Regions from separate parts of the Mus musculus genome. Here all the other regions are linked to region 1. A link is a loop called in an ENCODE intact Hi-C map of the cell type or tissue named here. Cell type or tissue: left cerebral cortex. All regions are shown on one strand. Links, peaks and the distances in the headings refer to the core of each region. The heading gives the core; the rest is flanking DNA. Region 1 has its middle 43 kb from the start of Gm41239. Region 2 overlaps Gm6145 (a long non-coding RNA gene). Region 3 holds the start of 4930449E01Rik (RIKEN cDNA 4930449E01 gene).

Region 1 (10,924 bases), core at 3,512-8,511:
AACCCCTGGTACCTCTCCAGTCTGTTTTGTTTTTCCTTATAAAAATGACATTTCTTAACACTGCTTTTACTTCTTTCAAAAAAAAGGAAGATAGGGTCATGATGTGTTGGTGCACATGTGTGTGTGTGTGTGTGCTTGTGCATGTGTGTGTATATGTGTGTATGTGCATGTGTGTGCGTGTGTGTGCATGTGTGTGTATGTGCATGTGTGTGCATGTGTGTGTGTGCATGTGTGTGTATGTGCATGTGTGTGCATGTGTGTGTGTGTGCATGTGTGTGTATGTGCATGTGTGTGCACGTGCATGTGTGTGCATGTGTGTGTACCAAGCAATTAAAATATGAGCATGTATTCTGCATTAAAGCCACTGAAGTCTTTTTGTTGCCTTACTACATAAGCAAAGGCATATTGGTTATTAGATTAGAAATTTAGTATATTGCTTATTAGATTAGAAATTTAGTTCTTGCTTCATATATTTATTTTGCTTACAGAGACTAAAGCGATATCACAATTGAGAGAATAAATATTAAATGTAGGTTAGAATATCTTAGAATTTTAGGTTAAAAGAAAAGTTCAGTCCAGAGAGGCACACCTGACATTGTAACACTGAGGAGGCTGAGAGAGGCACACCTGACATTGTAACACTGAGGAGGCTGAGACCAGACGATTATGAATTCAAAGCCAGCTTGGGGTGCATAGCGAAATATTATCTAAAAAACAACCAAACCAAACCAAACCAAACCAAAAAGAAATGAAACAAAACAAAACAAAAAACATGCAAATAAAATACCCTGACCAAAACCCCAAAAACCCAACAAAAGAACGACTGGTAACAACAAACCCAACCCAAACCACAGATAACAGCAACAAAACCCACTAACAACAAGAGATTTCTTGATCTATAATATATGACTTTGTAATATTAAAATAATTGGTCTTTTTGCAACACAATTGTCCAGAGTTATCTTAACCATCTATTTCCAACACCAAAAACTAATGTTGGGAGATAGGGATACATCTCAGGTGATAGAGCACTTACTTAGTATAAAGGAAGTCCTGGGCTTGAACCCCCTAACTTATCAACCAAGTTATCCCAGCACGTGGGAGGTGGAAGCAGTTGGATCCCGAGTTCAAGGTCATCCCTCAGCTACCTAATGATTGAAGGCTAGACTGGACTACGTGAGACCTTGTCTTTAAAAAAAAATGTACAGAGAAAATGTACTGTTAGGTTTTTTTTCCCCTCAACTCTAAAATGGGTGAAATTTCTCTGGTTTCCCCCTTCAGGAACCCTGCGATGTCTGCAGACCTCTTCCAGGAGTAGCAAATGAAGCATTCAAACTATGCTGAAGACCCTATTCAATAAGGACTCAGAGTTCACTCATTTAATAAATACGTAATTTGTATAACTTTGATTAGAGGTTCATTTCAAATGAAAAGCATGCTCAAATGACCTTTCTGTTTCTACATGAACACTCCATGAAAACTCAGCATTAAGATGTCTGTCTCAATCAAAGAAACAAAAAAAGATGTCGGTCTCATGTTTACTTGATGGTAAAATATGTTATCAGTTTTAATTAAGAGATTAAGGAAGTGAGCTACTCCACTAACATCTTGATTCCATATTCAAAAACTTCCATATTTATTATTCTTTAATATTTTGATTTTAGTATTTTTAACGTAAGTCAGTTGATCTAGTCTGTTGAAATGTGTTTGAAAATATATATTTACATACACATGCATCTGATTTACAGGATCAAGTAGGTCATTGTTATCATATTTACCCTGCACAGATATGTAAAACAGTATCTGTCATTCTGGGCCCTTTTGCACAGAGTCTCAATGAATGCAAGAAGAGCTTTGCTGAGGAGACACACATGTGTCCTATTGAGCTACAGGGGTAACATTTTCTAGGGGAAGTGAAGATGTTCTTTTTTTCAGCTGAAACTGAAAGAAACGTAGGTAGAAAGTGGGAGGTATAATTACGTGGTTTCGAGTTTTGTCAGGGTACTGGGATTCTTGCTTTTTATTTTTAAAAGATGTGCGAAAGAGTTTTTAACTGTACAAGGTGCACCAGGAACTTTGTTCTTTTCTTACCTTTTCACACTGCACGTTTGCCTAAGGCCCTTTAAATTGAAACTTTTCATCAGGCAAGTGAGGCATTATGTTAATCTCACCTATAAAAATATTTTGGGGGCCTGTGTTCAATCCCCATGACCCACACAGTGGAAGAAGACAATTGACACCAGGAAGTTGTGCTGATCTCTACACATGTGCCAGAGCACATGTCAGTATACGTACAACCCCCCCCCCCCCAACACACACACACATGAGCATGCAGAACAAACAGCAACAAAGTATATTTTTTAAATAAAACTCTCTCTTTTCTCAACACAAATGGCAAGGGTGGGTTCTATCCTCGCCCGAGGCTCTTCTGTTCCATTTGAAATTAATGCAGAATCCACTTCAGAAAGACAGTTGCAAGTTTCCTTAGAGCTAAAACATCCCCTTCATTTCATTACAGGGACAAACACCCCTGAAAAGTCAGAATTAGCAGAATAAGGAGATGACTCCATAGGGTTCTCAGATAAGACCCAGGCTTCTGCCTATGGGGAATCAGATCTCCCGGCTCTAACACTGACCTCAGCCCATTGAAACAGAGGGAGTACCCAGTGCGTGATAATGATTTACAGTCTTCTCTCAATCTTAAATCTGGAACATAGTGGAATAGACTAGGAGCAGAAGAAGTGGGAGCCTTATGAAGAAACACAAATTGTAGTCTGTGAGTAGCTTTGTGTAGCACGCTACGCAGCTTAGATCTGTGGCAAAGAACAAGGAGCCTTAAGGGTTTTAATCAGTGCAATGGCTAGATGTCATTTGTGTCTTGGAAGTCGGCCTCTGGTTACAAGGAAGAGGAGGATATAGGAGAGAGGCTGGAAATAGCCAACACCACCTTTGAGGCTCCCCTGTCTCCTTTAAGGAAGCATAGCCTCAATAGGATGATTATTTACTTGCTCTACGCTTCTTTCATGCCCTATCGTTGTTTGAGAGAAGTAATAGTCCTGACAGAAAATGGCAATAAACTTCTAATTGGTTGTTGTTGTTGTTAAGGCTCCTGCTGCTTTTGTTGCTGCTGCTGCTGCTGCTGCTGGTGGTGGTGGTGGTGGTGGTGGTGGTGGTGGTGGTGGTGGTGTGTGTGTGTGTATGTGTGTGTGTGTGTGTGTGTGTGTGTGTGTGTGTGTGTGTGTGTGTATGATGTGACAGTGTTTCTCTGTGTAGCCTTGACCTAAGACTCACTTCATAGACCAAAGTGGCCTCGGACTCAGAAATCCTCCTGCACCTGCCTCTCAAGTTCCGGGATTAAAGGTATTATAAAATAATATAGTTAAATAATTAGAACAATCCCATAACCCCTAGTAGGGTTATAGGATTATTATTTAGTGAACTAGAAGCAGGAATTGAAATTTTACCAAGCAAAGTGAGAAGAAAAAAGTTCAGAACCAGATGGTTTTAGATTAGCATTCCATCAGGCTTTCATAGATGAGTTAACGCCAATACAATTCTAATTAGTCCACAAAATAAAAACAGAGGGAACATTGTCCAATTTATTTTATGAGGCCACAGCTGCTGTGATATCCAAACCATATGAGGACAAAGAACTATGGAACAATTTTTCTTATGAACATAGATGCACAAATTCTCAATAAAATACTGGATAACCAAATCCAAAAAGACAACCCACCATGATCAAGTAGCCTTCATCCCAAAGATGGAGGGATGGTTCAACCTGCACAAATCAAAAAATGAAATTTACCATGTAAAGAAACTGAAGCAGAAAAAAAATACATGATTATCTGGTTAGATGCAGAAAAAGCCTTTGAGAAAATCCCAAATCTCTTCATGATAAAAGTTCTGGAGAGATTAGGGATACCAGGGACATAACTTAGCATAATAGAGGCTGTTTACAGCAAGCCCATAGCCAACATTAACTTAAATGGAAAGAAACTCAAAGAAATTTCATCAAAATCAGAAAAATGCCAAGGTTGTCCTTTCTTTCACATCTACCCAATATAGTACGAGAGCAATAAATAAGTCAACTAAAGGAGATCAATGGGATACAAACTGAAAGGAAAGAAGTGAAAGCATCCTTACTTTTATATTATATGATATTATAGATTATCATATATATGATACATATGTATATAATATCATATATATGTATGTGTGTGTATGTTATCTTAAAGATTTCACCAGAAAATTCATACACCGATATAACATTTTCAGCGAAGTAGCTAGCTAAAAATATTAACTCATAAAAAAATCAGTAGCCTTCCTACCTATGAAATACACATGGACTGAAAAAGAAACCAGGAAAACCAAACTTTTTTTTTTTTTTTACAATAGTCTCAAATAATATAAAATATCTGGGGATAACTCTAACCAAGCAAGTGAAAGATTTGTGTGATAAAAAAAATAGAAGACCCTGAAGAAAGAAAGTGAAGAAGATCCCAGAAGATGGATAGATCTCCCATGCTTATGGATCAGTAGGATTAACATAGCAATAATGGCCATTTTAACAAAAGCAATCTACAAGTCAGTGGAATCTCCATCAAAATTCAAACACAATTTCTCACAGATCTTTGAACAGACAACTTTCCACTTCATATGGAAACACAAAAACCTCAGGATAGCTAAAATAATCCTGAACAATAAATGATCAACTAGCAGTATCACCGTCCCTAATCCGAAGTTGTACTGCAAAGATATAGTGATAAAACTGCATCCAAAAATTGGACACCTTTATCTATGGAATCCAATTGGAGACACAGACATAAGTCTACACACGTATGGACACCTGACTTATAAAGAGATGAGAACTATGCAGTGGAAAAAAGAAAGCATCTTCAACAAATGGTGCTGGCCATTTCAATCTGTAGAAGAATTAAATAGATCCATGTCTATCACTCTGAGCAAAATTCAACTGAAACGCATCAGTGATGTCTGCATAAAATCAGACACACTGAACCTGACAGAAGAGAAAATAGGAAATATCCTTGACTGCATTAGCACAGAAGACAACTTCCTGGACAGAGCAGTTAGTGCAGGCACTAAATCAACAATTAATCAATTGGATCAAGCACTAAATCAACAATTTATTAACTAAAAATAAATGGGATCTCACGAAGCTGAAGAGCTTCAGTAAGGCAAAGGACACTGTCACTCAGACAAGAAGGCAGCCTACTAAATGGAAAAAGTTTTTTTTTAATTTTATTTTATGTTTATTTGTATTTTTATTAACTCCATATTTGATAGAGGACTAATGTCCAAATTATATAAGAAACTCAAGAGACTAGATACAAAAAATCCAACTAACCTAATTAAAAATGGGGAAGAGATCTAAACAGAATTCTTAGAAACAGAAATTCAAATGGCTGAGAAACACTTAAATGTTCAACATCCTTAGCCATCAGGGAAATGCAAATCAAAACTATTCATTTGAGGCTCTACTTTGTCGATGATGCAGACCACACTGTGTGTGTATGTGTGAGTATGGGCTGTGTGTGATGTGTGCTGTATGTGTAAGTCTGTGAGTGTGTTAGTGGTGTGTGTGATGTGTATGTGTGTGTGGTGTGAGTGTGCATGACTGAGTGTGTAGAGTATGTATGGTATATGTGATGTGTGTTAGATTATGTGTGTGTTTATTTAAGTAATTCTAGCTCGCCTAAATATCTGACGTTTCTGTTTTTAAGTATATGCTTGTGAAAATCAAGACCAGCTCAAGAGCAGGATGAGGGGAAGCATCCAGCCACCTACATGAAGCTGGATAAGCCACAATTTTTTAATTTGTATTTTTCTACAAGTGGCTAACATAATGTTATAATACTCGAATTCAGACTCAACAGATTTTAGGCATCTCTTGGAATCAGAATGAAAGCTATTTTAGCCCTGAATTACATAAGACTTGGAATTACATAATACTTCACGGGCAATGGTTCTGAAAGCACTTGGAACCTCTGTGAGACCTGAAGCTATTACAGCCAAAGGAAACTCTCGGAACAGAGGGAACCAAGCCAGAAGGAACCGGAAATGAGGAGCAAGTCTGACAGAGAGCTACCAAGAGCCTACAAGGAGCTGACAGGATGCAAAGATTAAGCAACAGATTTCATTTTTTTCCTCTATTTTTTTTTCAATTAAATTTCCCCAGGAGTCTGTGGTTTTGAGCATTATACAATGTAGCTGTGTTTGAGTACCTCAAAATAGGAAGAGGCAGGGAATTTTAACACTGTCCTGTGAAGATCATTAATTAGAGCTATAGTATTTACTATTTTAGGGGCTCATGGAACATTTAGGGTAATCTAACTCTCAACTTCTGACAGTGAAATGTATAAAAGTGTAATTACACACACACACACACACACACGAGTTCTGCCAGGGTTTCAGGAGTCACATAATTTGTCCCTTGTCCCTTGGTCCAGGTATTAACCTTGATTGAGTACAAACCATGCCAGATATTCAGCTAAATACTTTATCTGACTCAATCTTCATGATCATTATATGATACAAATATCTTGATGCAGTTTGGAGGGGTTAAATAACATGCTCTGTCTTGCACAGATTGAATGGAGGAGACAATATTAAAACCAAGGCAGGCTATTTTTCCAGTTCTCTGCATTCCTTAGTTGCCTATGGTCCTCAGCCTAGGGTTGAGGCTCCCTGAGTCTTCTCCCTCTCACAGTTGCATGTTACTGGTGTCATTATAGTTCAGGTCTAGGTTCGGTAGTCATGCTGATGAAACTTTGCTGGTGTAACTTCAGGGGACCTTTCTAGGAGACACAATCCCACAGCAAACTCTCCGACCTTCTGGCTCTTACAATCTTTCTGTCCTCTCTTCAGTAAAGATCACTGAAGCCCAAGGAAAAACAGCTCTTATACAATGTCAGTGGTCATCCCTGAAAACATACAGGCAAAGAACATTATATAGAATAAGAAGATCATATTTATATATTTAGGAATATATATATGTTAATGTATTTACACACACATATATGTAAGAACACACACACATGTAAGAATAATTAGACAAAAAGAGGCCATAAATCTGAGAGAGACAGCAAGGCTGAGGATATATGCAAAGAATTAGAGGGAGGAACAGAATGGGAAATGATGTAATTCTATTATAATTAATCATGCTATTATAAAAATCAATGAAAGTTGGCTCCAGAGCCTAAGTTCTCTTCTTCATTTATCATACTAAACATTGAAACTAGGCTCTCCCTTGTGAGTGGGAGACAAGTACCCGGTCACTGTGCTGTACACCCAGGTACCAGGCTTTTCCTCACCCACTGCCCTAGTCATCTTTATAACTGGATGACGTCGGATGATGCAGAAGTAAAACTCCACCAAGAGCAAAGAGAGTTATGCCTCCATTCTCCTTCCATATGTCTCATCATGGTCAAAACAAGTTAAATAAATCTTTTTTTTGTTTTGTTTTTTGTTGTTGTTGTTGTTTTTTGTTTTTGTTTTTTTTTTTTTAGTTTTTTGAGACAGGGTTTCTTTGTGTAGCCCTGGGTGTCCTGGAATTCACTCTGTATACCAGGCTGGCCTCGAACTCAGAAATCCGCCTGCCTCTGCCTCCCAAGTGCTGGGATCAAAGGCGAGCGCCACCACACCTGACTAAATAAATCTTAAATAATCTTAAGGAATAAGGAAAAAAAAAAACGTATAGAAGAAAATCATCCCTAGCCAGCGCCTCTGGGATAGGTTTGAACATTGCAAAGTTAATTGAACGACTGTTTTATGCAAAAACTGTCAGGGTTTCACATGCACTGTTTCACTTGATACCAAACAGTATTACCCTATCTGTGTTTTAAGGAGCAGTATATAGGCTCAGGGAAAGAAATAATTGACTCAAAATGATGTAAACAATGATCACATAGTGAGAGTGGAGATTATAATTCAGTGTCTTTCACTGAAACCCATGTTCTTTTTTTTTTAAATTTTTTTATTAGGTATTTTCCTCATTTACATTTCCAATGCTATCCCAAACGTCCTCCACACCCTCCCCGACCCACTACCCCACCCACCCACTCCCACTTCTTGGCCCTGGCGTTCCCCTGTACTGAGGCAGATAAAGTTTGCACAACCAATGGGCCTCTCTTTCCACTGATGGCCAACTAGATACATATGCAGCTAGAGACACGAGCTCCGGGGGGTACTGGTTAGTTCATATTGTTGTTCCACCTATAGGGTTGCAGATCCCTTTAGCTCCTTGGGTACTTTCTCTAGCTCCTCCATTGGGGGCCCTGTGATCCATCCAATAGCTGACTGTGAGCATCCACTTCTGTGTTTGCTGGGCCCCGGCATAGTCTCACAAGAGACAGCTATATCAGGGTCCTTTCAGCAAAATCTTGCTTGTATATGCAATGATGTCAGCATTTGGGGGATGATTATGGGATGGATCCCCAGGTATGGCAGTCTCTAGATGGTCCATCCTTTTGTCTCAGCTCCAAACTTTGTCTCTGTAATTCCTTCTATGGGTGTTTTGTTCCCAATTCTAAGAAGGGGTAAATTATCCACATTTTGGTCTTCATTCCTCACTCCAAAAAATCAAATAACCCCATTAAAAATGGGGCTCAGAGCTAAACAAAGAGTTCTCACCTGAGGAATGGCTGAGAAGCATCTGAAAAATGTTCAGCATCCTTAATCATCAGGGAAATGCAAATCAAAACAACCCTGAGATTCCATCTCACACCAGTCAGAATGGCTAAGATCAAAAATTCAGGTGACAGCAGATGCTGGTGAGGATGTGGAGAAAGAGGAACACTCCTCCATTGTTGGTGGGATTGCAAGCTTGTACAACCACTCTGGAAATCAGTCTGGCGGTTCCTCAGAAAATTGGACATAGTACTACCGGAGGATCCTGCAATACCTCTCCTGGGCATATATCCAGAACATGTTCCAACTGGTAAGAAAGACACATGCTCCACTATGTTCATAGTAGCCTTATTTATAATAGCCAGAAGCTGGAAGGAACCCAGATGCCCCTCAACAGAGGAATAGACACAGAAAATGTGGTACATTTACACAATTGAGTACTACTCAGCTATTAAAAAGATGAATTTTTGAAATTCCTAGGCAAATGGATGGACCTGAAGGGCATCATCCTGAGTGAGGTAACCCAATTACAAAAGAACTCACATGATATGTACTCACTGATAAGTGGATATTAGCCCAGAAACTTAGAATACCCAAGATATGAGATACAATTTTCGAAACACATGAAACTCAAGAAGAAACCCATGTTCTTAACTTTCTGTATTGTCCAATTTTGGGGGCAAAATAAATATTTATTTTTATGTAAAATATCTCTGTAGAAATAAATATTTTTATTAGATATTTTCTTCATTTACATTTCAAATGCTATCCTGAAAGTCCCCAATACCATCCCCCGCCCCCGCCCTGCTCCCCAACCCACCCACTCCCGCTTCCTATCCCTGGCATTCCCCTGTACTGGGGCATATGATCTTCACAAGACCAAGGGCCTCTCCTCCCATTTATGGCTGACTAGGCCATCTTCTGCTACATATGCAACTAGAGACACAGCTCTGGGGGGTACTGGTTAGTTCATATTGTTGTTCCTCCTATAGGGTTGCAGACCCCTTTAGCTCCTTGTGTACCTTCTCTAGCTCCTTCATTAGGGGTCCTGTGTTCCATCCTATAGATGACTGTGAGCATCCACTTCTGTGTTTGCTGGGCCCCGGCATAGTCTCACAAGAGATAGCTGTATCAGGGTCCTGTCAGCCAAATCTTTCTGGCATATGCAATAGTGTCTGGGTTTGGTGGTTGTATATGGGATGGATCCCCGGGTGGGACAGTCTCTGGATGGTCCTTTCTTCTGTCTCAGCTCTGAACTTTGTCTCTGTAACTCCTTCCATGAGTATTTTGTTCCCTATTGTAAGAAGGAGTGAAGTATCCACACTTTGGTCTTCCTTCTTCTTGAGTTCCATGTGTTTTGCAAATTGTATCTTGGGTATTCTAAGTTTCTGAGCTAATATCCACTTATCAGTGAGTGCATATCATGTGAGTTCTTTTGTGATTGGGTTACCTCACTCAGGATGATATCCCCCAGATCCATCCGTTTGCCTAAGAATTTCATAAATTCATTGTTTTTAATTGCTGAGTGGTACTCCAGTGTATAAATGTAAAATGTCTATATATAAATAAATATTTTTTAAAAACAGACAATTCTGTCATGTCTAATGGTACAGGGCTATAACCTCTGCTGTCCACAAGGCCGAGGTAGGAGTGTTGCAGGTTCAAAGGCCCAACTCCTCTATAGAAACAAGTTAGCCACCAGCCTTGGTAACTTAGTGAGGCTCAATCTGAGAATAGGAATAAATAAAATGAGAGCTGGCTCAATACAGAAAGGAAGAGAACAGGGGACTGATGGACTGACACTTACAATGGTCCCCTTTTCTGGCATTATGTTGGAAACACCTGGTCATGTCAGTGCATTCATTAGTCACAAATATATTTTTCTGGACTACCCTGTCATCGTTGTAGTTGTCATCAGCATCATCATATATGTTGGGGTGGGGCACACAATTGCCAGGGATTGCAAATGGAGGTCACAGGACAATTTTGTCGTATCACGTTTTTCCTTCTTTTCATAGGTTCCAGGGTTGGAACTCAAGCCCCCTAGGCTCACAAGCTAAGCACTTTTGCTTGCTAAGCCACCTCACGGACCCCCTAGGGACTACGCATTAATGGCTGTAGTATTCTGATGAAGACTGGTATACTCCTTTAATGTTGGTTGCGATTCTACACCAGTCATTCCCTTCTCTGTAAACCTCATGCTTCCTTTTGGTTGAATGGAGATGCAAGCATTGACTGTTTTACCGTAGGATGAGCACTGTGTGAAGAATGAATG
Region 2 (10,924 bases), core at 1,960-6,959, 150 kb after region 1:
TACCCATCTTCTGAAATGATTCCTGAGTCTTAGGTGCGGGAGTTTAGTCGTAGATGTGTCTACTGGGACTGGTCTCCAAAAATCAGCAGATTGATTGGCTGTGAATTTCTGATGGTCCCTGCCCATTGCAAAGAGGAGCTTGCTTTGAGGAGTACACATATGTTGAAGATTGGAACTAGGAAACTCAGATGAGAGAGGACATATGATGTTTGGCTTTCTGGGTCTGGATTTCCTTCCTCAATATGACCTTCTCCAGTCCCATCATTTATCCTGCTGGATGTTAGGTATTGAGTTCTTTTTCAACCTTAAGAAATTAGCTTTCTTCATTCATGAATAAATATATTGCCTTAGTTCAGTCAAAAACAACATGATGATCTTGTAGTTGTCTTTGATAAATTTAATTGAATAGATCACAAATTAACATACTAAAATTCCTGTCTGAAATGAATGACAGTTTATAATTTATAGTCTTCAGAATTTTAGACTGGGTAGGTAGCTCAGTGGTTGAGTGTTTTGCCTAGCATGTGTGAGGACCTGGCTTCAACTCCTAAAACCATGCAGAAAGTGGTAGGGGGTGGGTGTGTGGGGGGTGCTAGGCTACAGATACAACTTATTCAGTAGAATGCTTACCAAACATGCACAAAGCCCTTGGTTCAATCCTCAACACCACATAAAATAGGTATGATAGTTTTACAGTTCAGGAGGAGGAAGCAAGAGTATTAGCATCAGAGGGTTAAGACTAGCCTCAGATATATAGCAAGTTTGATGCTAGACAAGAGACTGACTCAAACAGAATGGAATCTCTATATATCTATATAATAAGGCATATATGTATACATAATATATATTATTGAATATTTCAAAGTATTTCAAAGACTGAAGGAAACCTGATGTGATACTATAAGAAATATAAGGATGGGGACAGCTGAGGGTTGTACAGTGGATGTAATTGTGATTTCCAAGGAGTGTGGGAGAACAGAATAATCATGAGTCAAATGATAGATACAACTATATGCTACTGGAGGGAGGGTAAAGGCCTCAGAGGAAGGCAAGGGTGCAATTGAAAGGAAGAGAGATAGCATCTTGATGTTTCAGGGGCAGACTCTCACCTTGGACATGAGTAGACTCAAGCTTTTTTGATACATCTCCCAAGTCATGTATTCACTCTGAGCCTCAGTGTCTTTTGCCCTTCAAAGAGGGGGCACCGATAGTAACTCTTTGCAGGTTTCACGTAAGGAAATGTGTTTTACCACAAGTGCTGTACAAAGCATGGAACCTGACACTGAGGAAACCACCAGGAACAGTTAAACATCCTTTAAAAACACATCTAGTAAAGGACTTTCAGTGAGAAAAGGAAGGTAGCCAGCAGCTCAGGAAAGAGGAGGGGAGGACGGTCCAGGGAAGACATTGGTTTTTGCTTAGATGATATGCTCTTGAATAGCAGGAATGACCATGACAGATCTCAGAGACTTGATGCTGAGAAACCAAGGATGCTGTGTCCACTAAGAACTCTGAATGTCAGGGATGGCAGTGGCCTGGGGAGTCTCCAGGACACTCTGGAACCTTGGGCTGTTATCAAGTGGCCGTCAAGGGAACTCACAAAAGGATTCAAGAGCCCTGGTCAGGGGTGCACCTCATGGACCACTCCTTAACCAGAAGCAGGATAAGCTGGAGAACTATCAGTCTTTGAATGTTCTGTCTACATTGTCCTAAATTTGCTCTTGGGATTTGACTCAGTGTGTAGGATGGCAAAGAGAACAAACCTCAAGAACATCACAAGAAAATGTAGGAAAGATAAATGTGTGAAATGGAACAGTACAATCTGTAAGAGAAACGGGCACTTCAGAGTGTATGTGGAGCCAGGCGTGGGCCTGCTATGCTCTGCCTGGTCCAGGGAGGAGACTGCTTGGAAGGATCCTGGGCCGGACTTTGCCTGATAGATTTACCAGAGACCAAGAGAGGGAAGATAGATTACATGGCGATTTTGTAAAGTACAAAGTTGGTTACATATATCTATAAATAAAGTTTAAAGTCCATTGTGGGAGGGGCTGCTGGAGAGATGACTCAGTAGTTAAGGGCCCTTGCTGCTCTCCCAGTGAACTCTTGTTTGGTTCCTAGCACTCATGTTTGGCTGCCCACAACCACCTGTAACTACAACTTCAGGGCATCTGAGGATCTCTTCCAGCCTCTGGAAACACTTGCATTTATAGGCAGATACCTATATAAATGCTCATGTGCATGCACGTGTGTGCATGCGCGCGCGCGCACACACACACACACACACACACACACACACACACACACCTTCTAAAAATAAATCTTTATTTGTCATGCAATGAGTCACGATAATTACACTTTCTTACACTAGTACACCAGTTTACAGAGCATGCCAGAATCTTCTTTAATTCTTATCATACACAGGAAGATAGTGCTCGTTTTGTTCCTGATCTTGCAAATGAGGACAAAGTCTCAAAGGACTTTAAGTTGCATGCCCAGGGTGGCTCTGCTGTTACTGAAACCAGCTGCCTCGGTATTCATTCATATTCAGCAAACATGTAGTGGGTTCCTCTCCTCTGCCAGGCGCTTGGCCCGAGGCTGAAAATACAAAGACAATGCTCAAATGAATTCACAGAAAGCTGGGGGAAATACATCCAAAAACATGATTCAAATATAATGAAGCTAAAAAAATGATACAAGGTTGCATGTGACATTGTTAATTGAGACTATACACAAAGGGGACTGGGAACCTAAGCTGCTTAGGACAGGTGTCACCAGAAGCCCTTACAGAAGGAATAAGTAGGTGTTTAGGGGAGGAAGACAGAAAGCTGTTCAAGGCACTGACGCTCCACACAGAAAGCCATGGGAGCTCAATAGCACATTCTATGATGCCAACCTCAGAAATTAACAGCCTTGAGTTGCAGGTGGAAGGTGCAGAAGCCAAATTAAAAACAGTCTTTTCAGGCTGAGCTCAGGAGCCTGAATTTCCATGCTGTAAGTGGCTGGGATCCACTGGAGGATTTTAATTGTGTAAGTTGACAAGATCAGATTTGCTATTCAGAAAGCACACCCTGGCACAGATCGGTGGGTGGAATAGAAAGTGGTTGCCCTGGAGACAGGCAGACCCATTAGGAAGCTCTGACAAAGATCCAGGAGAGAGAAAATGAGGATAGTGGTTGGAGGAATGAGCAGATTCAAAGACATTTTAGAGGTGGAACGGATGGTCGGGAGACGCTCATTCAGTGTAAATGCTGAAGGAAAGGAAGAACCAAGGAGCGCTGTGGTTTCCAGCTTGGATTTCTATATGGATAGTGAATAATTAATGAAGATGTGGCGGGCGGGCATAATGGGGACTTAAGAGGGAGGTAGTTGTAGATGGACGTGATCAATATACATTTGTTTAAATGTGTATAACTTTCAAAGAGTAAGAGAATTATTATTTTAATAGATCAAGGTATAAAATACAAAAAAAAGTCAAATGGGGGGGGGGGTTTGCTAATGAATTCATATGTGACCTGTTGAATTTGATGTATCTTTTGGACTTGTAGGTGAAGAAGTCACATGTGGTGAATATATTATCATCAGAATGCGGAGCAATGAAATGTAAACAGATAGGAATCGTCACTAAAGCTCCAACTGCAGCCTCCGGGTGCCATAGCTTTTGCACCATCCATTTGCACCATCTCTGCAGTAAGTCCTAGCTCAAGCCTTACTCCAAAGTACAAATTAGCATAGCAGCTCAGTCAACAATGCCTCCGAGCTTCTGGAAAGAAAGATGCTCAGTCACCATAGACCCAGAATTAATGAAAAGTCACAGAAATAATAGCTCCATTCTCTACTTGCTTCTGAACCTCAAATCAGTGGTTGGCAACAAGGTAAGGGACTTACAGAAACTGCTGAAAGGACTTTCCGGTAAATAGAGCGCCAAGAGGAGTTTGCTTTGGATATCTGCTCTGACTAAACCATATATGTGCTTGTGCTACAAAACCTCTAGTTCCCATTCTTGACCTGAATCCCTTTTCTAGTTGGGAATTTCTTGCTTCTCTTTTTATTTTTTTTTCACCTGATCAAGTTACAAGAATTAGATGATATATATAGATACACATACATACATACATATATATATTAGATATAATTCGCCTATATTTCAGCTAGAAGATAACTTTTGGAGAAAAACAATTTTTTTTCTGCTTAGTTGTGAGAAAATGCCAGCAACATAAATTTCAGACCTCACAAATAAGAACCAATTTTTCTTTCAATAGAAATGAGCGGAGTGTTCGAGTAGAGAATTGTCACTATCAATACTTGCCCAAAAGACTGAATGGTCATTATCTATTCCCAAGTTGTGATAGATATGAAACAAGCAATACCATAATGTTTTGCTTTCCTCCCTCTCACAGGGAAGGAGCAAGGGGCTTTGAGGGAGCCTTCTGAGAGGAGGAAGACCATACTTAATGCTAATAACACGGGGAAGACGGAGACTGGGGATTGCAGTACAGAGTTTTGAGTTTCCAAAAAATTTTTGATAATGATCCTGTTCTAGGGATTTGATGAGCGACAAACATAAAAATTTTAAAGTGATCCAGAAACCTTTAAAACGAGATCTATCATATGACAAATGCTCATAAATAGCATGAGGATTAGATAAAAGAGGTTACTGACTTCCTCAAGGTGCCCAGAAAATAACTGACAGCATCCCAAGAACACAGTCCTTACTGTCCAGTACAAGCTCCTCTTCACTGTCCCAAGCCACACATGTACTCTGAGCACACGTGTTAATGAGACTCGTATTGTGTAGTAATTCTACTCTGAAGTTTGTTGCTTTGGCCTATGGATAGATTGAGAACCTTCGAAGCAATTAGCACCAATGATTGTTAGAATGAGAGGAGCAAGGTTAGTGATCTGCTCTAAAGAAGCAAGTGGCACCATGCTGTGTGAGCTGACCATTAGTCAGCATCACTTTAACCCAGGAAAGCCTGCTGCTGAAGTGGCCTAAGGTGATGAATCACAAGGAGCATCTTGCTCTTGACTTGGCTGCCATTAAAGTGATGCCAAGCACCACATAACCAACTGAAAGGCGTCAAGGGGTTGGCAAGCCACTTGCACAACAGAGTTTGATGTTAAGCATCTGGGAGTTTCCAGCATATGAAGGATACATGGGGGTTCCGAAATTACCTACATCACTGAGCACTGTACAGCTGTCACTTAATATTTAAACTGGATGAGAAATCACAAAAACTCTGGTTTCTCAAAAGCAGAACTACAAGCTGTCAAAGTTGTTGGGTCCTTGGAGGCTATCCCAACTTAATTACTTATTTCACAAATGGAGAAACGTGCCATTATTCATGTGGGCAGAAGAAAGAATACGGAGCTAGAATCCTTCCTGGGTATCTTGTTTTAGGGGATTATAGACATAGACTCTTAAGGAACACCATCTGTGCAAGAGGCACAGCGCACTGACTAAATGCATGCTGAGAGTCTCCTGGTTAAATCCACCCTCTTCCTGTTTCACTTCACATGCAGATGCTGGAAAGGGTAGGGACCTAATGAGAGGCAGCAGTCAGCCCCTCCCAGCTGTTCTTGCTCTAACCACATCCTGGTCAGGTGCCATTATTCCCTGGCTCCCCTGACTTATTCTTCACACTGTCCTCACTGATGATGGCTTTCCTAAAGCACTGTTGCCCTTCCAAAAACACTCCAACAAGGCAATTTATAGCTGACCTATGTTTTTCTAATAATGTTTTCTCTCCTCTCTTCATCCTGGAAATCCACGTGTCTCAGTTGCTCTCAATCACTGCCACGAGTCTGGTGATGCGCTAAGCTCGGGGCAGGATCTCAAGGGCTTTGAGGTAAATAAGGTACCCTCTGTGGGCTCTGTTTCAATTAGATGCTAGAGCAATTGTCATCATTTTAGAGAACAAAGATACTGTGATCGAAAACCGTGAAGGCTGCTGTCTATGTCATGCTTGTCCCTAGTTTACATGCATTTTCCAGATAACCAAATCCAATAAGCCCTGAGTGCACCCTGATCCCCTCTCCACTCCCGTGTCAGCTCCAAATGGATGGAAGATGACAGGAAGGAACTAGCTGGGACACAGAGCAAAACTTCTAGAGTTAATGAGACAGTAACTCTCATCTTAGTTCCTGATGAAGGACCTAAAGCTGTTTGGTGTGGCTAGGAGCATATGATTTTCCTGAGGGACCTGTTAAACAAGTCCCATCTCTCTTGAGTTTCAGCTTACATAGCCAGAAAATAAATCCTTTCCCTGTTCCAAGCAAAGTACTAGGACATCTTGCTTCTCTTGCCTCTACAGACAGCAAGATGACTTCATGGCTTTCTCTTTCACCACAGTCACTGGTGCTCAGTACAAATGAGACTCACCTTAGAAAGAAAGAAAAGAAAGAAAGAAAGAGAAAAAGAGGGGGAGGGAGAGAGGAGGGAGGGAGAAAGGGAGGAAAGAAGGAAGGGAGGGAGGGAGGGAGGAAGGAAGGAAGGGTGGATTTGGAAAACACACTTACAGCCTCCTAGAGAGGAAATAGGCCGTGAAACCTAATGAAGAAAGAACCATAGACCAAGGTCACAACAGCAAAAACAGAAAGAAAAAATATGAGCACATTACTTCGTAGAAGTAATACATAAAACATCTGCAGCAGAGGCATTATCTTCTACTTAATGAGCTAAATGCATTATTTATTAATCCTGTTATATGTGTGTATCAGAGGTCAGAGGGAAACTTGTAGGAGTCGATGTTCTTATTCCTTGTGTCTGGAGAATTGAACTCAGCCTATTAGGGTTGGTGGCAAAGGAATAGTTATAAACAGACCACCCCCCCCCCAAGCGACCACATGTAACTCATTGATTTTGGCAGGATGTCTGCATCATCTGTATTGACCTGCTCCCCAGATTAATACCGAAGCACTGCAATTTCTTGAGGATTATCCACCTAGGAGGAAATGATACGCTGGCCCATCCATAGTAGTCAAGGTATGTTCAACATCAAGAGAAGGTTTGCTGTGTAACAGGTAAGAACAGGTTTAAAAGTGTGGCTTTATATGATAGCAAAGCACAAATATTCCTAAGTATTACTGTAGTGTTCACAGTAGTCAAAATAAAGAATTAGCCCAGATGTCTGTCAACACATGAATTCCTTAAAAAAAAAAACCTTAGTATAAATACCCAGTGGAGCTTTTTGCAGATATATAAAGAAAGGATTGTGTCATTTTCAGGAAATAAATGAACTAGAGGTTATTGAGATAAGAGAGACTCAGAAAAAAAAAACCACTAAATTAATTGAATATAATGTTCCAGAAACATTCACATATGTAAGACAGTTGTAATAAAGATGTCATCACTGAGAGTAGAAATAGTATTTTCTGTGAGTCCCTGTGAGTCTATATGAGCTGTTTGTAAAAATAACAATAATAAACAAACATTGAATCACCCCTCACGACTGCATTTAAAGTTGATTAGAAGTTAGAAGTGAAGGTTTTGAAGGTTTTGTGTAGGATATTGAACTTTATAAATGAAGTTGCACGGGGACCTGGGTGTGGCTCAGTGGTAGAACACTTGTCCATATGCATAGGGCCTTGAGTGCAGTCACGCACACACAGAGAGACATGTGCAAACACAGCATAATAGCTACTTCAATTTTCAAAATCAATATATAGGTAAAACAATCACAGCTAATTATCAGAAAAGTTATGACCTAAGCATTTAAAAATATTAACCTTTGAGCATGATGGAATCCCTCCACAGACACGCAATCCAGTTTTGATGAATCAGGGCTCAAAGGATTTTGTGTGCTCCACAGAAACAGTCTGAGATCCAAAAAGTGGCTTAAAAGAGGGAAAAGTTAATCAAAATGTCTGTGAAGCTCTGGCTTCAGTCTCTCCAGCGAGGCTTTCTGAAGCACAGCTCTGATAGAACTAAACCCAATGAGACACCGCCTACAAGAGGAATCCAGCGTGTGAACGAAGACTAAAAAGCAAAACAGCAGCGTCTGGAGTGGACAGCTTCTCTCACTCAGAGAACTGTAGCCTCAAATTCCTGGCAGAGGTGAGACTAGAACTCAGTCTCATGGTATTGCCTACAGTTAACAACATTAGTTGAATTGTGTGTGTCTTAATTTCACTTATGTAAATGGAATGAACAGGTAGACATGGTAGTGCGGGTCTGTCATTCCGGCACCAGGGAGGCTGAGGCAGGATAACAATGTGTTAACATTCCACCTGATTTATACAGTTAGTGTCAGACTAATCTGAGCCATAGGCTGAAAACTTGTCTCAAGTCAATCAACGAAGAGAAGCATAAAAATATCCCAACCATCCTGAGATTTTCAGTTTTATAAGTAAAACAAGTCTAAGTCCAACATGAGACTGCTATTCAAACAAACAAACAAACAACAAACGCTGAAGATGGGCCCAGGAGGGTCCTGCCATTACTAGCAAAGGGCCGCCATTACTAGGTCAAGGCCTAGACTCCGATGTGATTGGGTTGAGCAGGCAGCATAGGCCTCAGTTTGCGGAAAATGAAAATGCAAGGTGCCTTTCTCAAAGTGATTTTGAATTTTAGCGGCTAGAGAGAGCAGAGTATCAAACCACGATGAAGGGCTTCTAGTTATCACACACACACACACACACACACACACACAGAGAGAGAGAGAGAGAGAGAGAGAGAGAGAGAGAGAGGGAGAGAGAGAGAGAGACTCTGCCTTCACACTTGCTGACAACAAAAATCACATCGTCCTCCACACTCCCTGTGAGCACAGGAAGGACTACGTGAGGTCTCTGGAGTGTGATAAGCTTCCCATAGGAGACTAACCAGGAGAGAGCATCTATATACCGAATCTTAACTGTGCCTTTGCTTCTCAAAATGATAGCCTGCTGATGCAAGGCTGTGATTTCCTGAATATATTCCCATTTCTGTTGCCAGCCTTGTATTCCCTAGGTTGTCCAAAAAAAAAAAAAAAGTTGTGGATGTGATGATTCTTTTTTTTCTTTTTATTATGCTTCAGTGAGCTTTCAAACTTAGCTGGTCAGAAATAATGAATTTATGCGCGTACACACACACACACACACACACACACACACACACACACACACCTAGCCTACCTTAATTTTATCAGTTAATAAAGAGAGCCAAACTATTCAGAATATTTAATACAAAGAACAAAAGAGTGGCACCGCCTGAAGAATGTCAGCAGTGTTTTCAGCTCCGCCGCCCGCTCCGCCCTGTCTTGTTTTGCACTTTATCTTCCTGGAGCCTTTCCAGGAGACAAATCTTTCCATCAGAATCTTTGTGGGTTGAAGCCCGTGTCCTGTCAGGTTGTGTATCAAAATTTCTGGTGAATTTTTCCTCCTCAATATTTCAGACCTATAAAAAAGATTTGCAAAGGCAGAACTCTAGATATTATAATCACTCCAAGCACAGAAAAAAAAAAGTGGTAAAAGTTTTTCTTTTTCCCACTGCTAAATACAGAATGTTCCTCTGTTAGGTACCCTTAACACTGACAAAGCATATATTTTTGTTTTATCTGAATGAAACAAAATGTAGACTTAAACATTACATTTCAGAGTACACTCTGCTATTTCTTACTATTCGAGGAACATATTTCACAAAAGCAATATCTACTCTTATTTAGGTTTCTTGGAAGAGAAGAATGAGATTGGATCTGAGAAAATGTGGCTGGTAATGAACTCTACGAAGGGATTTTTATACTCTCTCTTTGGCAGTCCATCCTGTGAAATAATAATGAGGTTGGAGGATGGCTGCTAACCATCCCTTGCTTTTCCGTGCCAGGGAACCACCATCTCAGATGGTAGAAACCACTCAGAAGGATCAACTGCTGCAGACGGGAAGAGGAGCAACCTCGTGAATAATTTCGTGACAGGATATTGCAGGAGGGACTTTGTCCAAATGTGTGCAGGGTAAGGGCAGGGGCTATATATGGTAGAATTAGTAGCCGACCTAGCTAATGTTGCAGGGAGAGAGTGAAGAGGAAGAGGTAACAGCAGCGTCTTTATACTTTGCCTGGACATCTTAGTATCACATTTTACCCTATTGACCTCTATTTAAAATGTTGGGACCTTCCCAATGATGCAAAAGCAATCTACACTCAATAGAAACCAGACTGGGTTTTGCATTTTGAGCTTCTACTGGGTGAATAGTGTGTGAGGCTATACTTTGTTGCAATAACGAAAAGCAACACTGAGCTGTATCTTCCAGGGTTGGAAATGAGAATCCACAGTGTGTTGTGTGTTAAGAGCCGTGTTCAGTCATTAGGTGTACTGATATTCAGTAATTTCCCCTTAAGGATATTTCAAGTCGGGATCATACTGTAGTTCCCATGGACTCATGTGTCTGAATACGTGTGCCCTTACTAGTGAAACTGTTTTGGGAAGTCTAGCTAGTGAATCCCTGGTGTGGGCTTTTAAAGGATACAGCCAGTTCTTTGTCTGGTGCTTGTCTGGCCTCACAAGGCTATTGTCTTCAAGCTCCCACTGCCAGGATTGGAGCTGCCCCTGTCACCATATGGACCATGTCACCTAAACTGTGAGCCAATGTGAACCTCCCCATGTTGTGTCACTCCCACCAGGTAGTTGGCTACAGCAACAAGGATGACGAACACAGATGAATTGATCAGGATGTAACCATTCAAAGTTGAGAGGTTTGATGCTTCGAAATCTTTTCCATCTTTGATATTTGCCTTAGTGGCTGCCTCTGTGCTTTTCTTACATCTTCTCTGTGCCATCTTAGAAGCTCAGAAACTAAATTTTCTCTGAACATAGTCATCTTCCAACTCATTCTGAGAGTCACTTTCATATGACTGTTTTGTTTTGTTTTGTTTTGTTTTGTGTTTTGTTTTGTTTTGTTTTAACCAGCTTTCTCCCCAAGGGCTGATCTTCCTGGCTTGTCCCCCCACCCTCC
Region 3 (10,924 bases), core at 2,904-7,903, 280 kb after region 1:
GTTTGATTCTCTGAAATATAAAGTTCAATTTGAGACGCAGTAGCTCCCTAGTTGTTGATACATTAAAGGAACAATATATAGCTCAGAGCAAACCTATCAGGACGTAAAGGGCTACCGAGGTTCCAGATTTGGGATCAAAGAAAACACACAAATGATATTTACCTTAGGGTAAACGCAGTATTCTCTCCTCCATGCCATCATTATCAACAGAATTATAGGATGAATCGGAGCAAACTTTTCTTAAGGGTCAGATTTTTTTTTTTAACCCAGAAGAAAATTCTGAGCAAAAAAAATTTATTCAGACGTTTTAAAAGTGCTCAGAGGTTGTTTGTTTGTTTGTTTGTTTAAAAAATAAATAACTAAACAAAGTAAACCTCAGATCTTACCCTTGTCTGTAAAGTTGAGCACTCTATCTGGCATGCCATATCTCCACATCTTTTTATACATGGTCTGTATAGAGCTGCTTAAGTATGCATACGTGTGTGTGTGTGTGTTTGTGTGTGTGTGAGTGTGTATGTTTGTATGTGAGTGAGTGTGTGTGTGTGTGTGTGTGTTTGTGTGAGTGTGAGTGTGTATGTTTGTATGTGTGTGTGTGTGTGTGTGTGTGTGTGTGTGAGTGTGAGTGTGTATGTTTGTATGTGAGTGAGTGTGTGTGTGTGTGAATTTTTCCTATGCTATCATGTAATACACTCCCCGGTTGTATAGATTTAGGAATCACATTTTTCTTTCCCTCCTAGCCCACTATGATGAAGACACCTTGGAGTCTAGGGAAGAAAAGCCAGTGGGTCAGGAAAGCGTCTATCTGTCTTTCCGCCCTCATAGATAAAGCAGGAATTTTCTGGTGGTCTCTCTCTCAGCTTCTGATGTTCAGAAAGATAACTGTGTACACCCCCGTCGGAGAAGACGCTGACTTTTGTGTGGTTCCTTCTTGTGCCTGTCTTTCCCCTTCAGGGTTTAACTGAGTTTCCGACGGCCTGTCTCCGGCTGTGATAAATCAGGGGTTTCTTTTTCCCACTCTGGACTCCATTATGACATCACAGTAGCTATACAAACCCCAGAGTGAAGCAAACAAAAGAATTTTTTTAGTTCTCCTTCATTCAATAAGGCTCCATTTTCTGTCACACGACAACCTTTTGACCTGCATCCTAATGGCTCTGGTCACTCAAGGGCAGAAGTCCGGCCATAGGTTAAGTCTGTGCGCGTTTATGTTGAGGAGGGGTCTGTTTGTGCTCACTTCCTGTTGTCTGCTGGCACAATGCCATTGCTGTTCCGGAGCCATGAGATTCTGCTTCCTGAGTGAGCTCTTTCCCCTGAGATGTTAAAAGGAGGTTGCCTGTCTTGTCTCTGTCCCTTCAGTTAGCCAGGCCTTTTTGTCTTGGCTGCAGCTGAGCTGACAGTAGAGCCATCTTACCTTGAGAGGCTTGGGGGCGGGGCGGTGGGGGGCAAGTAATGCTGACTATTTCGTCGCGTTGCAACGGTTTCCCCGCTTTGCATTTCTTAACACCTGCTAGCCTGAACATTGCTTTAAAATGTACAGCTTCTGTTTGGTTCCTTTTTAAATGTTCAAAGCAAAAGCAGAACATAAACAATAGGCATATCAGGTAAACGCAGACTATTTGGGCAATAGTCGGATTTAAATACAGATCTGCAACTCCTCTCTCTCTCTCTCTCTCTCTCTCTCTCTCTCTCTCTCTCTCTCTCTCCCTCTCATTCTGTCTTCTCTGCCCACCTTACCTGCTCCTGCCTTCCTCCACACTCTCCCATTCTGCTTCAAGGAGAGGAGCAGACTGACCACTGCTAGAATGAATGCTACCAAGCTGACCAGTCGCAGAAAGTGTTGAGGCATGTGAACAACGATCCATCCATGCAACACACTCATTCAGCCAGCCAACCCAGCTGGCCTTCATCCCTTCCTCTTTCAGATGGGCCCAGGTTCTACAGGGTAAAGTCACTCAGCATTCCCAAAGCAGAAAGCAGTAGGTAGAGCAGATGAGTGAAGACCAGCCTGGAAAGGATATAGCATTCGTCATCCCGCACAGGAGAGACGTGGGGGATCTGTTCACACTCCATCTCCTGTCTTACCGGGGAGGGGGGGGGGAAGGGTCTCTGTACTACCTATGGTATGTGAGCAGGCACTGCACACTTAGGGGAGCGCTGCTCTCTGGAGTCCCATTGTCTTCAACTAATTCTTTAAAGGATAACGCAGAAAGGATATTTAACTTGGTACATTTCCAAAACCAGTGATTTACTCTCTCCACTAGTTTCCCAGTCTATGCCCTCAAGATGGGCATAGAATTTATCACTTGGCCTCTTCTTGGCTATGTAGACAGACAATATGGGATCCTCCCTTCCTTCTTTTCCTTTTTTCTTAAACCACAGTTCCAAATTATGCATATTCCTCTGTTGTGCAATCTCATGTTCCACTCCCCCCCCCTCCATATGCTATGACAGATCACTACAGCAGACCATTGTGAATGTCCCCCGAGGTGGGAAGGCTGCCTTCCTGAAGCAGATTAGTGATCATCCTGGAGTGGTTCCATGTTCCTTTTTCCAGGAGCCAAACCCGGATGCTTTTTTTTTTTAAAGATACTTTTAAAAAAAGAAATGCAGGCACGAATATAACTCGAGGAATGTTATACTTCCTGGTACCAGCTGTTCATCAAATTATGAGAAGAAACAGGAGGATTTATGATCCTTGAAATTTCATTTGAGCCCATGTTGTCACAGGGGTACTTCCTACCATATGCTCCATCCTTTTTGCAAGGTCCCAAGAAACCCCCCCCCCCCCCGAGAGCATGGAGTCCCGAGGGTTAATTTAATTTTATCTGTTTTCTTCCCATGGTAGTGAGAGAGAAGCTGCCATAGAATCCTCCCATTCCTCTTATTTTTTTTTTCTTCACATATAAGTGGTTCTCTCCTTAAAAATATAAGATTCTCCTTCTCAGCATGGTCTAGGATTTCTTAAATTTTCCTTCACGTGACTGCATAAATATAAGATTATGTCATTTTCATAAAAATGAACACAAATGGGCATAACCATATTAAACAAATTTTGTCATTCAAAGAATGACAAATATGTTTTCCTTCCCTTGTGATTCCTAACATATATATGGATATGTAAAATAATGTATGCATATGACATAAAAATAGAAGAGAAATAGCCTAGGAGAATAAGAGGAATAATAGAAAGGGGGGAGGGCAAAAGAGATAGGGAGGGCATAGGGGGCAAGGTGATCAAAGTATGCTTATATACTTGTATGAAAATAGCTTTATGTAACACATGACCACGTATCATGACTATACACAAGGAAAAAAGTTTTTATATATGCATATTTATGTATGTATATATAAATGCATACATATATCTATATACACACATACATATACATACACACACATACACACATACACACACACAATGCTGTGGCTAAAGAAATGACTCAGCAGTTAAGAGCACTGGTTGCATATCTAGGGCACCGGGGTTCAATTCTCAGGATCTCTCATGTGAGGTCTGACAGCCTCTTCTGGTCTCCAAGAGCACCAGGCACGTATGTGGTGCATACATGCAGGCAGAACACCCATAGCAAACACAGAAGTGGATGCTCACAGTCAGCTATTGGATGGATCACAGGGCCCCCAATGGAGGAGCTAGAGAAAGTAACCAAGGAGCTAAAGGGATCTGCAACCCTATAGGTAGAACAACATTATGAATTAACCAGTACCCCGGAGCTCTTGACTCTAGCTGCATATGTATCAAAAGATGGCCTAGTCGGCCATCACTGGAAAGAGAGGCCCATTGGACATGCAAACTTTATATGCCCCAGTACAGGGGAACGCCAAGGCCAAAAAGTGGGAGTGGGTGGGTAGGGGAGTGGGAGGGAGGGTATGGGGGACTTTTGGGATAGCATTGGAAATGTAAATGAGGAAAATACCTAATAAAAATTATATTAAAAAAAGAAAAAGTCTATGGGGACCAGGGAGTGGAATGTGATGGTTTGTATATCCTTGGACCAGGGAGTGGCACCATCTGAAGGTGTGGCCTTGTTGGAATAAGTGTGACCTGGTTGGAATGGGTGTGTCACTGCGGGTGTGGGTATAAGACCCTCACCCTAGTTGCCTGGAAGTCAGTCTTCCACTAGCAGCCTTTGGATGAAGACAGAACTCTCAGCTCCTCCTGCACCATGCCTGCCTGGATACTGCCATGCTCCCACCTTGATGATAATGGACTGAACCTCTGAACCTGTAAGCCAGCCCCAATTAAATGTTGTTTTTTTATAAGGAAAAAAAAAAAACACCCATAGCAGTAAAAATAAAATACGTTTTAAAAAGCAGAAGAACATAATTCTGCCACAAAAATCACCTAAGATATCTGGTGTTTATCATCAGTTTGTTCAGAAGCTAAATTACATCCCTGATCTCTACCATCTATTGCATTTAACCTCAACCTCACTAAGAGAAGATTTTGAAAAGCAGAGACTGGTAGAAGAATGAAGAAAGAGGGGAAAGTGGAAGCAGTCGACACACGAGAGAGAAGCAGCACCTCTGTGCAGTGTGAAGGGAGAGGACAGATATGATTCACGCCAAGGTCAGGCGATGTGTGATCACCAAGGACCAGACGGGGAAGAGCCAGAAGAGGGAGGAGCCAGAAGAGGGAGGAGCCAGAAGGGGAAGGCCAATGTGGTAGCGGTCCATGGGGACCTCTTAGGAAGAAAGCTTACTAGCTGTGCCCATAGTGTAGCAAAATGGAATCAAAAGACCTGCTTCATACAACTTCTCTTTTCCTTGAGGTTTCCATGTCTCAAATATGTGTGTAACTTTAGCTGTAACATGCGACACGCAGGTGCTTTTAAAGGATCAAAATGGAATGACAACAGCCATAGAATGGAGAAATCAGAGCAAGAGACCTATCTGAATGTACTATTCCGGCATCAGGAGTCAGCTGTCTGGATTCCCAATCCTACAATAAATGAAGGACAGCTGGAATCTTCACAAAACATCACACATATTCTGCAGAGTGCTGAACCCTGATGAACTTTGTGAAGATCCACTACCACTGGCCTGGCAATCATTTCTCTCTTTCCAGGTGAGTGAACAGGTGAAGAAAACATGAGAAAGAGTGATTGATTTCCTATACTGCCCAAGAAATTAATCGCATATGAGAGTTAAAAAATATGGAAGTACAATATATAATGGTAATCAGGGGGCATATTATCTTGTCTAATTTTAATCAACCCTTGACATATATAAATAGAGATTTAACTAGTTGACTGATTAGTTCTTTTTCAGTTTGTGTGTTTTCAAGTGATTTGTGATCTTTCTTTAAAAAAAAATGTCTTTCTCTCTTTCTTTTACGAATCTCTGGCAAGTTGACATACATATGGTGAACATATGGCCTGCCCCTAATTGATTTAATTCAAAGAGGACCCAGGGGAAAGCTCTGAGCACTATCTGTTTGAGAGCTTTGGGGAGTGTTGATTTCAGAGTGAAGGGTGAAAGTGTGATGCCATCATAGTGGTGCAACTGGAACAGACCCGGCATTACCCACACATGGCAGGGAGCAGCAAGGATATAAATCACTAGGGCAAGTGTGATCCAGCTCTCTGAACTGGCACAGGAGGTTAAAAAAAAAAAAAAAAAAGGTGATGCCTATTTCAAGAAAAAAGTACATATTTTGCTTACCCTGAATTTCCCAGGAGAAAGCACATTGCCTAACTAACAAGCACCCCAAACACACACACACACACACAGACAGACACACACACACAGACACTCACACACAGAGACACACACACACACAGACACACACACACACACACACAGAGACAGACACACACACACAGACACACACACACACAGACACACACACACACAGACACACACACACAGACATACACACACACAGACACACACACACAGACACACACACACAGACAGACACACACAGACACACACACACACACACACACACTTATAAATCAATTTGCCCACATTCCAGAATAGTTCAGTTTTCCTAGTGCATCTCCCACCTGATAGAGATAATTCTGTAGCTAAACTATGGCAGAAGAAGACTTGCTGGCTTGCACTCCCTCCCACAGACTGTTACACACAAAGCCATGTGTATATTGTCTGTTTGCTAGATAACAATCCAGGTGCCAGTAAACCAAAATCAATTTTAGTGGACTCTCTTTACTGTCCTCCTGGTTTGGCTCCAACACTAACGTCAAGTCCCTGCGTTGGCTAGTGATGAACTTGCTCATCTGAAGTCTATTGGAATCTTAAGAAGGGTGACAAGATAAAATTATAAATACATAACACCTGGCCAGAGTCTATTATTGCCTCACTTGCTTATTTATCTTGTGGGTAGGGGAAGAAGGTAACACACGCCACAGTGTACATGCAAAAGTCAGAGAACCACTTACAGCAGTTGCTCCTCTCTTTCTATCACACAGCTTCCGTCCAGGGATTGAACTCGGGTCACTAGGCTTGGCAGGAAGCACCTTTATCCACTGAACCATATTGCTGGTCCCCGTATTAGTATTTTCATGTCAGTAATTTTACATTCAAAGTTCATTTTGCCATGTGCCAAAAACAAAGGACATGACTGATATATCAGTACTTCTGAGCCATGCATAAGAAATCTATAGTTGATAGTCATTTATAAATTATATTTAATATATCATATATTCATAGTTAATATATGTATGAATATATGCACACGCACACATACATGTTATATATCATGAAGATATAAATTATTTTATATATTATAAACATATGTGATGCCTTAAGTTGCATGTTAGACATCATAAATTTAAATATTTACATGTATTTATATGTTATATTTTACTTGTAAAGATGTGCTATATATCATATATGGTATCTTTATATATGTTATACATGTTTTTACACACATATGATTTCATATGTGTACCTTTCAGTTCTTATTTCTTTTGCCTTTGTCTCAACACAATGTCATCAAGACCTTGGATGATCTCCATAAGTGTCAGAAGATAAATAATCTATCTCATCGTGGTAGTTACAACAGTAATACAGCTTCTGTTTACTTCATCTGTGCCAACTCCAGGCCATGATGTAAATATGTTTTCAAATAAGTCCTCTGTCTCGTTTAATCTTGATAATCTCCCTGAGAAGGATCTTGCTATTCTCCAGATCTCAAATTTGGGAGTTGCAGTGTGAAGATGCTAAATAGCGTGTTTCAGAGCAAGTGGTATTAATTCAACATTGGAAAGACCACTGGTACCCAACAGACTCTTCCAGCTGAGTTCAGAAAGTGTGCTTTCAAGATCCAAGCTCTCCTTGTGCCTGAGTTGGTATGACTTTACTCAGTCCTCTGTCCTTTACCTCATCCCTCTCCTGGAAGTAACTTCAAGCATTTTATGTTGATATAGTGAAATAGTAAGAGCCCTATATTCCTAAATAATAAAACAGAGGGGATAGGGGCAGAGACATCTGATTGTGGCAAACCACCACAGCCAAGAACAGAGTGAGAAAGAGCCAGAAAGCATTTCTATGATGTCTTTGTCCATTTTGGTGTGCCTGGGAATGTCTCAGAAAAAAATTACTATTTCTCCCAAATAACAAATTTATTGAGTCATCATCAAATCCTTTCCAGTGGATTCAAGTTTTATAGCTTTGATTTTAAGCTTTTTTTTTTTAAACTTTTTTGTTGTTGTTTGGTTTGGTTTGGTTTGGTTTGGTTTGGTTTGGTTTGGTTTGGTTTGGTTTGGTTTTTCGAGACAGGGTTTCTCTGTGTAGCCCTGGCTGTCCTGGAACTCACTCTGTAGACCAGGCTGGCCTCAAACTCAGAAATCCACCTGCCTCTGCCTCCCAAGTGCTGGGATTAAAGGCGTGCGCCACCATGCCCGGCTTACATATTTTAAAAATCAAATGTAGTGGCCTCTCTATTGTCCTCCCTGACAGTAGGAAGAAACGCTTAGGGATCCTGCTCTGTGGTGTGAGCCTGAGCACACGAGGGCATTTAAATGTCTTAAAAGTCCACTATGGAAAACCGCAGTCAAGCTTGAGCTCATACATCAAAGATTCCATTCCTGAAGCTTATAGGACCATAAAATCTAGAGGAAAAAAAAGCTTGATAGATTTCTCTCTTGGGTATTATGACAATATACTTGTCCTATCCAGTGGCACCCAAAATGGGAGAATTTATCCAAATGTCATTTTAGAGCTAAATGCTAGTTACCCAATGGAGGTACAAATATTTCAATATAGTTTGTTAATCAACTGGAACTTGGTCCTCCATAGTTCCTACAATCAAATGCCTAAGATGGACACACACTGTACATTGAAGAGTTTCTGCATGGCCATGTCACAATGACCTAAGTAAACGACAGGAAGACTGAAGACCCGTGGAGCAGCCTCTTCTGGACACCTAAGGTGCCATCTTTATTTGAGAATGAAAACTCAATGGAACCTTGGAGTCTTTCTATAGAATTCCTTCTACCCAGACACCATAAACTTCCCTTTAACCACCCAATACAGTCATCATAGCAGAGTTCTCTACCCAGTCCAGTTTCCAATACCCCTTTACTATAGGCTGCATCAGCGCACTCTGACTAATCATGATTCAAGGTTTGAAAACTGAACTCTAGACCATAAAAGTGACACCTAAGCTGGTCTCTGTTGTTGCCTGGTGTCTTGAAGGAAACTGGATAGGTCTACAAGGCAATTCACACAACAGAGGCTGCTGGTCCTTATTTCTATAATCCCCCTGTTAAGGAAGGAAAATCCAGGTCAATGTTGGCATGGTGAACAATTTACCTTCTCTTTTTTCCATAAATGTCTCCACCTTTCACTAAAGCCCATCTATCACCGACACAAATTGCAGGTGTTAGAGCCAGACATGTGACCCTAGGAACATCTTTGCCATTTCTGAATGACCTATGCATGCAACAGTATGTCCTATAGACACAAGCAGTCTGGAATTTTCTAGAAGGAACACAAAACCTTTGTCATTAGGCTGGCTTACATGTCAGCCCTTATGTCAGGCTACTGGTATCTGAAGTGCTCTGGTTTTCTCATCAAGAGGGACCTGTCACATGAGTTGAACACCTGAGGACAGGGCATGGAGTTGATGTCAGTGCCCAGGTTCCAAAGCTGAACTGGACTCCACGTAGTTCCCTTGTTTAAGGCTGCTCCTGGCTGCAAAACTGAGGGCCTCTGATCACTGTGTTTTAGTGTCTGTCCCACTTCAGCACACCATTGAGTCTGAGACTTCAACCAAGCAGGGTGATAGTAACTGATTCCAATGACTATTGAGGGTTTCTTTGGAGTTGACTCGATATTAGATACCTTGGAGAATATTTCTTTGAAGAAAATGATTTTTTTGTATGTTTTACTTAGAAAATTGATCATATTCTTGTCCCCAAATCAATGATGCCTTGTAAATATTGTAAAAGTGTATGTATGTTTTGATATACACAAGCCTTCTGTTGATTGCCATATTCAGTTTGACGTTCAGAGGTACAAATTAGCTCTAGTAGAGAGACAATAGATAGCAGGAAGAGCTCAGCCAGCAGGACTCACTAGAGATGACACGAAATTATTATTTGTCTGATTGAAGCTTTTATCTAAGTAAACAGAAGTCATTACCCAGTCAGGATTTGTGGCAAGATCTAGAGTTACCCAGGGCTCTTGAAGAAAATATCCAGAAGATTTTCAGAAGCATTTGGGACAAGGGGGCTCAACATCTCAGCCATTATATGATGTATTATCGTCAAGACAACTGAGGTCTGAGAAGCAGTTTAACTTAAAACCACCACCCAACAGAAAATTGCCACTGCTTGAGTCACTGGGTACCGTAACATCCTTAAGTCTGTTGTTTGTTTGTTTGTTTGTTTTGGGACAGGGCATGACAATGCAAGGAGTAGTATTTTCATAACCAATTAAATTTAACAAAGAATGTAGTCCTTCCTTCTCAATTCAAACTGCACCAAATAAACCTCCAAAAATATTTCACGCAGCGAGTTTTGTTTTGCTTTATTCTTCTCATTCTCTCAGCACATGAATTATTAAAGGCATACAACCGACTGTAAAATCCAGTCTATCCCCAAATCCCATAGCCCGTCATGCTGGAAGCTTTAACCATGTTTTGCAGTTGTAGAAATGATGAGGATCCACTCTATAGACACCTGTAAAGCCCAAGCATGAGACAGAGGTGGCCGGGTTCAGTCTGTGATCTTGCAGACATCCTGAAAGAGCTAGTGAGGGCTCCAGGGAAAGGACTTCTGATGTGAGAAAAAGTATGTGGCACTGTGTGGAACAAGAGTCAAGGTTAGTTTCTCATAAAACAGATACTCTCTGGGTACAAAATGTAGAACAGTTCTACTGGGCTCTTCCTTCATCGAAGCCAGTAGAATCTCTGTACCTAGCATGGTTGGCTTGTTCAGTAAACCCGTGTGGTTACCAAGGTTACTGCACTGAGTTCTGTAGCCTCCGCAGCTCTATCTTAGTATCTTTCCTCCTGCTCCTTCCAGACTTCCTGCATTGTCACACACTAACTCCAGAGGACCCCCACAGAGTGCCTTTTCTCTCTGTCATGTCAGCTCCTCCCAGATGACAGGGGAGAATCTTACTGCAACATATTGTTCTCAACATAGTTTTAATATCAATCCCTTTCATTCTCAGAACGGATCCATTTTTAGAGGATAAATTATAGGGTTATCTTTTCTGGATCTTACTATTCTCCATTCTCCCTTCCTTCTTCCATAATATCTATTTTTGTATCAACCAAACATCACATTGCTAAGCGTGCACACCTTCCTCTCAGAGGCTGGAGCAGGGGGACTGAATTCAAGCTTCAGCTCCATAACAAACCCCTATCTCAAAACAAACAAAACTAAATCAAAAACCTCCCAGCATGAATGTTTCCAAATTCCTACTCTACCCA

What was found. A loop is a pair of places that touch in the nucleus more often than their neighbours do. Peaks named below come from ENCODE experiments on the same cell type or tissue, not always from the same donor. Only the 100,000 strongest peaks of a DNase experiment are listed, where the experiment ranks them.
Region 2: it touches region 1 in a loop (2.7-fold over the local background); 2 of 42 quality-filtered maps call a loop at or near these places.
Region 3: a loop joins it to region 1, with 2.8 times the contacts of the local background. A loop is called at or near these places in 2 of 42 quality-filtered maps.

Annotation. Positions count from the first base shown.
Region 1 is chr14:105,774,652-105,785,575 of GRCm38, reverse strand. No RefSeq gene overlaps it. Among named protein-coding and RNA genes, the nearest start is that of Gm41239, 43 kb to the left of the region's middle. In left cerebral cortex, for the core only: no CTCF peak of the experiment used is centred there; a DNase peak (open chromatin) is centred at 5,999; H3K27ac peaks cover 2,275 bases.
Region 2 is chr14:105,623,436-105,634,359 of GRCm38, reverse strand. It overlaps Gm6145 (a long non-coding RNA gene), which reads left to right. Exons shown (of 7, transcript XR_004691309.1): 3 at 3,546-6,982; 4 at 7,809-8,053; 5 at 9,639-9,924; 6 at 10,593-10,664. It overlaps Mir6390 (microRNA 6390), which reads left to right and starts at 10,590; the gene lies at 10,590-10,718. In left cerebral cortex, for the core only: no CTCF peak of the experiment used is centred there; DNase peaks (open chromatin) are centred at 3,755, 5,077, 5,458, 6,163 and 2 more places; H3K4me3 peaks cover 233 bases; H3K27ac peaks cover 3,760 bases.
Region 3 is chr14:105,489,892-105,500,815 of GRCm38, reverse strand. It overlaps 4930449E01Rik (RIKEN cDNA 4930449E01 gene), which reads right to left and starts at 2,028. Exons shown (of 3, transcript NR_045921.1): 1 at 1,735-2,028. In left cerebral cortex, for the core only: no CTCF peak of the experiment used is centred there; DNase peaks (open chromatin) are centred at 3,488 and 5,455; H3K27ac peaks cover 686 bases.